2 separate regions of the Mus musculus genome follow, and region 2 is linked to region 1. Evidence: chromatin loops called from intact Hi-C (ENCODE). Cell type or tissue: left cerebral cortex. All regions are shown on one strand.

Region 1 (4,000 bases):
GCATCAAATAATTTCCAACGAAGTACAAACCAATCTCCTCATACACAGGCAGCCTCCGCGCAAGACTTCCCACAGCCGCTGTTGGCCTCTCTGGTGAACCTGCCATCCTGGGCTACACAATTAGGCGCCATCTCTGGCTCCCGTGTCCATACCTGTGGATCTTCTAGCGCCATCTCTGGCTCCTGTGCCCATACCTGTGGATCTTCTAGCGCCATCTCTGGCTCCTGTGCCCATACCTGTGGATCTTCTAGCTGTCTGCAACCTGTGAGCCATGGGAGGGCTGACCTTGAGGTTTTTCGCCTTCCTTTTTTTTTTTTCCTTTTTAAGTAATTTATATTTTTATTTGACGAGCATTGGTGTTTTGCCTGCATGGATGTCTGTGTGAAGGAGCCAGATCTTGGAGTTACAGACAGTCTGAGCTATAACTCCGGTGCTGAGAGTTATATCCAGGTCCTCTGGAAGAGGTCAGTTCTCTTACCTGCTGAGCCTTTCACTCTTTCATCTCCATGCTCGCTCTGCGTTTCCATCATTGGCCGACAGAAGATGCTTAATGCCTACTTGCTGAATAAAAGGCACCTGGCCAGCTCTCCCATTACTAGTGGCTGTTTCAAGGTGGTTAAATGAGCTTTTCCTTTACCTAGCTATTGTGTGACTTTTTAGAGTCGTGAACAAACAACACCTATGTGCCCCAGTTGGTTGGCCTTCCTTACAGGAGCGCTCTGACTCCAGGGCGACTGTATCACTGAGTAACCTGTCCCAACACAGGTCATGGCTCAGGAAACTTGTCTTGGAGCTCTCTGCCCAACTTTCAGGCAGCTCTGCTGAGCCACAGTCTCCTCCATCTGGCAGTTGTCCCTGTTGGGATGTGAGGCTTGTAGATCTTGTAGTTTTCAGGAGCTTCCTGGGACTTTTAAATTGCATTTACTTCCTGAGTCAGCTTCCTTCCATGAGGTAATGCTTTAATTTCAAGGAAACAGATACATCACATTAACTTAATCCCAACACCCTATAATCCATATAGGTTCCAATGAAAGAGCTGGCAACCTAGAAAAGTCCTGGCTTTGGTACACCTCAGAGAAGGGCATGCTAAGTTAAATGGCCTATTTCTTGGTACTGGTCCTCTGGAACAGGGACAGCCCAGAGGACTTCTTTGGGCTGCCTTCACCCATTCATATCCCAGCAGGCTCCTGGGACAGCAGACGAAGGACATGTCCTCAAGATCAATGGCCCCAGTGTCTCTGCAGCTCCATCTGCAGGCTGCTCTGGCTCCCTGGGCTGGGTCATGCCTGGCTTGCAGAACTGGCTACACCTCCAGCAGGACGGCCCAACCCAGTTTGGTTTCCTGGTCTTAATGCCTGTCTTGTGGTCACAATCCTGACATTGGCTGTAAGCTTCCAACCTAGGCTATGAGCAATGTCCCCTGTGTTCCAGGTCCTGGCCTTATGATTTATAGATTTCTCACATTTGAATTTAGCTTGAGAATCTGAGCTGAGATTTTTTTTTAATTAATGCCAGTAGAAAACAGTGTTTTCAGAGTCTTAAGTAACTGGAGCTGTTCATCTGGCCCTACGTTGACAGATCTTTAAAGTAAAAGCAGACATCACAACACCTAAAACTGCAGCTCCTGGATCTAGTGCCCATCTCAGAGCCAAACATCTCCACTCTAATGAAGCTCGCCTTGCCAGAGACCAGGGTTTGTCTTGGATCTGATTTTGCTGTAGCTGTTGGATCACTTAACATTATAACTAGAAAATTCCTTCCTTTCTTTAAGGATGCCCACTGTTTCCTGACATTTCTCCTCCTCTACTGTTTCCATAAATAGCAATAGTCAGTTTCGACATTAATATCAACTTAAAAACTAGCTGTGGCCAGGCAAAGCGCTTAATCATAGGATGGCAACAGTGATTTTGCAAACACCACATCTGTCCCCTTTCCCAGTACTTTACAAGAAACTCTTCATTGAAAACATCTAGACTGCCCTTTCCAGTTTGAGGAGGGCCAGAATTGACTTGCAAATGCAAACTAAACCTGGAAGAAGAAATGGCAGTTTGAGGAAGATGCAACACCCACATTCTGGAAAGCATCGTTGGAAAATCAGCCAACTCATGACTTTTAGTCACTGAATGAATGTCCTCAACAATTGGGCCAGCAAGATGTCTCAGCCAGTGGATGGTGCCTGCCTCCAAATGTAACAACCAAGTTTGTCCCCTAGTGGTTGAAAGAGAAAACAAATGCCAGCAAGGTGTCCTCTGACTTCCATACACTCACACATACATGATAAAAATAAATCAAGCCAGGCGTGGTGGCACATGCCTTTAATCTCAGCACTCAGGAGGCAGAGGCAGGCAGATTTGAGTTCGAAGCCAGCCTGGTCTACAGAGTGAGTTCCAGGACAGCTAGGGCTACACAGAGAAACCCTGTCTCGAAAAGCAAAAAAATAAAAAATAAAAAAATTTTAAAAAACCATAAAAATAAAAAATAATAAATCAATAACATTTAAATGTTTTCATTCTCTCAAGCCTTCATAAAAGCAGAGTGGTAAAAATGCTACAGTTCTTTGATAACACAGTTGAGTGTGTAAAGAGCAAGTGGGTTTCATGAACCTGATCCACCATCTCTTTATACAGATTATGATTACAAATAATGAAACCAGTTCCCATATGTGCCTTGTGGAACTGGTCTGTAGCAACTGGCCTTAGGTAATCTGAGTAAATACACAATGACAGCAACAATGACTATACTATATGAATGCCTATACATATTTCAATACTATACTATTGAAATGGTTTACTGGGGCTACATACATGGAATGCAACAGATTGGCTGGCTCAGCAACCAAAGCTTATTATCTCACAGATTTTGAGGCTACAAAACACAGATGGAGATATTAGTAAGGTTGGCTCCTTTAAAGACCCTAAGGGAACAGTTTGCCCCAGGCTCCTGACCTTGGCTTGTGGATAGCCATCTTCCCTCTGTATCTCTTAATATTATCATCTCCCTATGTGTATCTGTCTCTGTCCAAATCACCCTTGCATAAGTATAAGAGTCAAACTGAGTCAGGGCCACCCTAATGATCTTATTTTAACTGTGGTACCTCATGAAAGACCCAATCTCCATGTAAGGTCATACTCTGGAGAGTTTTGACCCCAATATAAAATGGGAAAAAGACTTAAAGGGACAACTCAACTTAACTCCTACATAATATGTTCACACATCTACATTTTTTCACTTTAGAAAGGATGTAAAAAATATATATATATACATATATATATATATATATATATATATATATATATTATAAAAGTAAATTTAGATCTTCCCACATGCCTTAAACAGAGGTACCACAGTGGCCCCTAATGTTTCATCCTATGCCCTGGACTGGACAGAGGAGCCCCAGAGCATGCCCAGTTGCGATATCAAGCTGCAAAAACGAAGGACAGGAACCTACTCCAGAGTGATGATACACTTCTGTTCTTCCAATACGCCAGAGACTGAAGCAGGAGGATTGCTGTGAATTCTAAGGATCAGACATTGGACTTGTTCCAAGCAGCTCACATCTGAACACAGGATGGGAACACTTGTGGCTTGGTGCACAGCCTTTGCCTCAGGCAGCTTCAGGTCTGTTTTATCTGCCTCCTCCAGTCTATCCCTGCTGAGGGAACAGCATGTTCAGTTCTCCAGAAGAACAACAGGTGTGCTTTGTAACCCAGTTCCACTTCTAATGAGCCATGTGATTTCCTCAAGTTCCTGAGATGGCACCAGGTTGTAACAAGAGGACTAAGAATTGTAAGCTTCGTTTCCTCTTTCCTGCCTCCTTTGTTGACAGTGCTACCATGAGGTAGAGTCAGGTATGAGAACTTTCTTTAAACACAGAGACAGACAGACAGACAGACACACACACACACACATACACACACATATATGTGTGTATGTGTGTGTGTGTGTATATATATATATATAAAATGTTCATTAGTGTTTTGCCTGCATGTATATCTGTGCA
Region 2 (4,000 bases), 970 kb before region 1:
TTCAGAAGAAAGCACTCAAGGATGGATCTTACAAGATGAATTTACAATAAATATTACAATAAATACAGCTTGAGCTTACCTCCTTCATAAACCGTTCAAATTCTTCATCAAGGTCTACTTTGAAATAGTGAGCCATGGTTAGTAATTTTCACGTCACAAAGCAAGTATCTTAAAATTATTCACAGCATTGGAAACACTAAATGACAGAAACAGATGGAAAAATAAACACCTCTGGAGGAAAACAATCATTAAACATCATTAAAACAACACTACTTTAAACTTCAACTTCTCAAGACAGTTTTATATATGTACACACATATATATGATGTAACTTGACAGTTATATTGCAATTACGAGACACCATTGGAGGTCTAATTCATTGAAGCTAACTGACTTGGGAAAGTAGCTTATGAAGTATGTCTTCTCAAGGTTGATCATTACATTTCATCCAGTCGCTAAGAGGTGGGCTCCAGGATCTTTTCCACTGTATATGTATTTGTCTCTGCTAATACCTCTCAGAATCCAGGTCCTCACAGAGAATATTAAAAAAAAAAAAATTAAAAGAGCAGGAGTGGAAAGACTAATATTTTTTCTTGTAAAGCACAGTATACAGGTTGTGCTTCCGGATTCACGTATTTTCAAATTAAGGGTTTTGCAAAATAGACTTTCTATAATCAGGATTTTTTTCCAGACATAAACTAAGTGAATTTATAAGACTCAGAATATAATAAAGAATTTAGTGGTGCATCCCAGAGATTTCTACACTTAGGAGACAGACAGCTCTTTAGTTGGGAGGTTAGCCTGAGTTACAAGCCTGAATTTCAGGTTAGTCTGAGCTATATAGTGCAATCCTGTCTTAAAACATCCCCAACGAGCACAGAATACCCTTGGAAGTTAATGACACACATTAACTACTATTTATGTTTCTCTTGAAGCAAAGGCAGGCTAAAAGAAACAATGCCGCGAGCACCTTTAATGGGATCTAGTCAAGTTGTCTCAAAGCTGGACTTCAGCTAGGAGAGGCCATCTTCAGATCTGTCCTAAACCTTTGGATTTAACTCTTTAGGGCAACACGAACAAACGCTAGTTTTCTTTTCTAAGGGACGGCAGCAGGTTTGCCCACCATCTTTCAGTGGAATACTTAGTGCTTTTATTTGCATTTTCGACTAAGAGGTCTTAGGGTCAGGATGAGGAGTTGGACAAACAGGTTAGTCAGAGGCAAACCCCACGAAAGGGCCCTCAGCTCAGTCCAGGCTGCAGGAAGCGCAGATTTGGGGGCTAGCTCGAAGCAAAGACTTGGAGTCCCGACAGAGGAGCGGAGTAATGCGCAAAACAAAGTTCGGAGACCCTGCCTGAGGTACAACCTGGAAACAACAACAGGGTCGCAGACAGCCACAACGCCTCACCTACCTGCTCCTGGGAGCCCGCGCTCTCCCGGAAAGTCCCGGCGAGCGGGCTGTTGTCAGGGCAACAGACCCCTACAGGCGGGCTCCCGGGTGTCACGTGATCCTGCCTGCCACGTGACCCAGGGAGCAGCCAGACAAGCTGTCAGTCTTCTGGTGACTCTCAAATAAAGATTGGAACCTTCACGGCTCTGCAGGATGTGGCGGCCGTAAGGGACGTGGGCGCGGCAGCAGTGTGCACATCCCGCTTTCTCTTACTCCCGGAAATCCCGAGCTCAGCTAGCCGGCCGGGAAGACCCAGGCGCAAGCGCACCATCTAGAGCCAGCGCGTGGCTTTCTGGGAGTTGTAGTTTAGTCCCTTTGTGCTCGTCCTTCCGCAGCGAGCTGCTCTTCTTTCCAGCCTTTCCCACCCTTTTCATTTGAAGGCTACTGTCCAGGTTGAAAGTTTTAAAAACGGTGTAAGAGGGTTGATTTCCTTCAAGTAATAAGCCTTGTGTGGGTGTTATGAGAAAAGTACAAATGCATTAGAAATAATTCCGGTGTTAGAAGAGATGTCCGCCACCCAGTGGACAAGCATTTGAAAATACACAATACCAAGATTCTCAGTGAGAGCCTTGCACTAGTTCAGCAGCTCTGGTTTTTCTGGTATCCTGCTTTTCAAAGCTCTCTTCTGCAGTGGTTTGCTTGAGTTTTTATTTTATTTTACTTTTTTACCCGCTCTCTCTCTCCTCTTTCTTTCGCTCTCTGGATACGTATACACAGGCACACCAAATCAGAAGACAACATTTTGGAATGAAAGTAAAATCTTCAAACAGTAAAGGTCTTTGCCTCTGGTATACATAGTTCTGTACCTCCTTTCTGGCCTGAACTTTTCACTCAACAATGCATATTGACATCTGAGTGTGTACAAGCCAGAAACTATCCGATTAAAATGCAATAATAGAGACCTGTTTTAAGCTACCATTTTAAGCTTGGTGAGAGCATTATGTACATTATTTAAATTTTACAATTTACAAGTCAACTTAATTCAGCTTATGGCTTTTCTTTTAGTACATACTGAATTGAGCACATTCCATGCCCTATAGACGTGGGTTCCGTGAAGCAGACAAGTAGCCCAGACAACTGTTAAAGGAGTGCGGCAAGAAGAGCTATGGTGGCTAGTCATGTACACAAGCTGAGAAAGTTGGGGGATTTTTTTCCACTTGAGGTCTCATTTCAGTCTCACTCACCATAGTTATTTTTTACCATCAACTTGTTAGGGTCCAAGATCTTGGGAGAATGATACCCTAAACTAAGTAGTATGCAAAAGCAAAGAATGTTTATTCAGCAGAATTTCCTGCAAGGAGGGGTCTCCTCATTCAGGAATGGACACATGTAGTGAGTGGGCTTGCAGGCCTAGCTTTTATATTTGTCAGTTAGGGGAATTCCAGGGAGGAATTTGTGCCATTTTGCCTTGATTGGTTAGCTCTATCTCTAGAAGTTTGACTGATTCTACAATTGGTTAGGGCTCTGGAGACTTCCCAGGTTTGGGGTGGGGAGGGATCTCTTATCCATTCTAGATACCTATTCTTACTTCAGGCCAGATGACAAGGTGTCCACAGATTGGCTGCCTGTGGCTTGGTTTGCTGACCACAGGTTCCTGGACTTAGGGTCTCATTTCTGGGAAACAGAAAGTTAGGCCTCGTCTCCCAAACTGTTAGTTTATTTTCACCTTATCCATCTTTCGTTAGATTTTCCAATTCAGCTTTACCCGCACCAGACTACTAAAACAATTCTTGGTGGGGGTTGCTAATTTTCTCATAGGGTGTTGCAAGATTGTAGAAAACAAATTTCTATGACATAACCTTAGTTAATATGAAAACCCTATTTGTGCTTGTTCTAGATTTCCCTTTGAGCTCTAGTGTTCTCTTACGCGCGTTTGCGACCGGCCAGGAAAGACGCAACAAGCCAGAATCTTCTGCGGCAAAGCTTTATTGCTTACTCAGGAGCAAGAGAGGAAGAGCGCGGCAGAGAGAGGCAGAGAGGAAGAGAGAGAGAGACGCAGAGAGAGGCAGAGAGAGGGGCAGAGAGAGAGAGGCAGAGAGCAGAGGAAGAGAGCAGAGGAAAAGACGAAGAGAAAGAGACAAAGAGACGAAGAGACGAAGAGAGGGAGTGCCAGAACCCCGTCCCTTTTAAGGAGAATTATCCTCCACCTAGGACGTGTCACTCCCTGATTGGCTGCAGCCCATCGGCCTAGTTGTCATCACGAGAAAGGCAGAGCACATGGCGGGAAAACTGCCCCTGCACATGTGCAGATTATTTACTACTTAGAACACAGCTGTCAGCGCCATCTTATAATGGCAAATGTGAGTGCGGCTCCCCACAGTGTTCTATGTATGATAACCTAATTCATATATATTCACATAATACCCTAGAAACATCTCTCTGTAGACCAAGCTGGCCTCCAACTCAGAGATCCATATGCCTCTACCTCTTCAGTGCATGCACTATGCCCACCACACACTAGAGCCATCTCTAAAGTAATAGAAGCCTTGCGTTTTTGCTTGTGTGTATGCATGTGTGTGAGAACACCTGAGTGTGCATGTATATGGAGGTCA

The links. Peaks named below come from ENCODE experiments on the same cell type or tissue, not always from the same donor. Only the 100,000 strongest peaks of a DNase experiment are listed, where the experiment ranks them.
Region 2: it touches region 1 in a loop (9-fold over the local background); 2 of 42 quality-filtered maps call a loop at or near these places.

What each region holds. Positions count from the first base shown.
Region 1 is chr9:88,226,519-88,230,518 of GRCm38, forward strand. No RefSeq gene overlaps it. Among named protein-coding and RNA genes, the nearest start is that of Gm28231, 31 kb to the right of the region's middle. In left cerebral cortex, a CTCF peak has its summit at 2,208; no DNase peak of the experiment used is centred here.
Region 2 is chr9:87,253,853-87,257,852 of GRCm38, forward strand. Cep162 (centrosomal protein 162) reads right to left here and starts at 1,680. Exons shown (of 27, transcript NM_199316.2): 1 at 1,411-1,680; 2 at 80-196. The coding sequence starts at 136. In left cerebral cortex, a CTCF peak has its summit at 1,961 (motif pointing left); DNase peaks (open chromatin) are centred at 1,542 and 1,690; H3K4me3 peaks cover 1,425 bases; H3K27ac peaks cover 1,232 bases.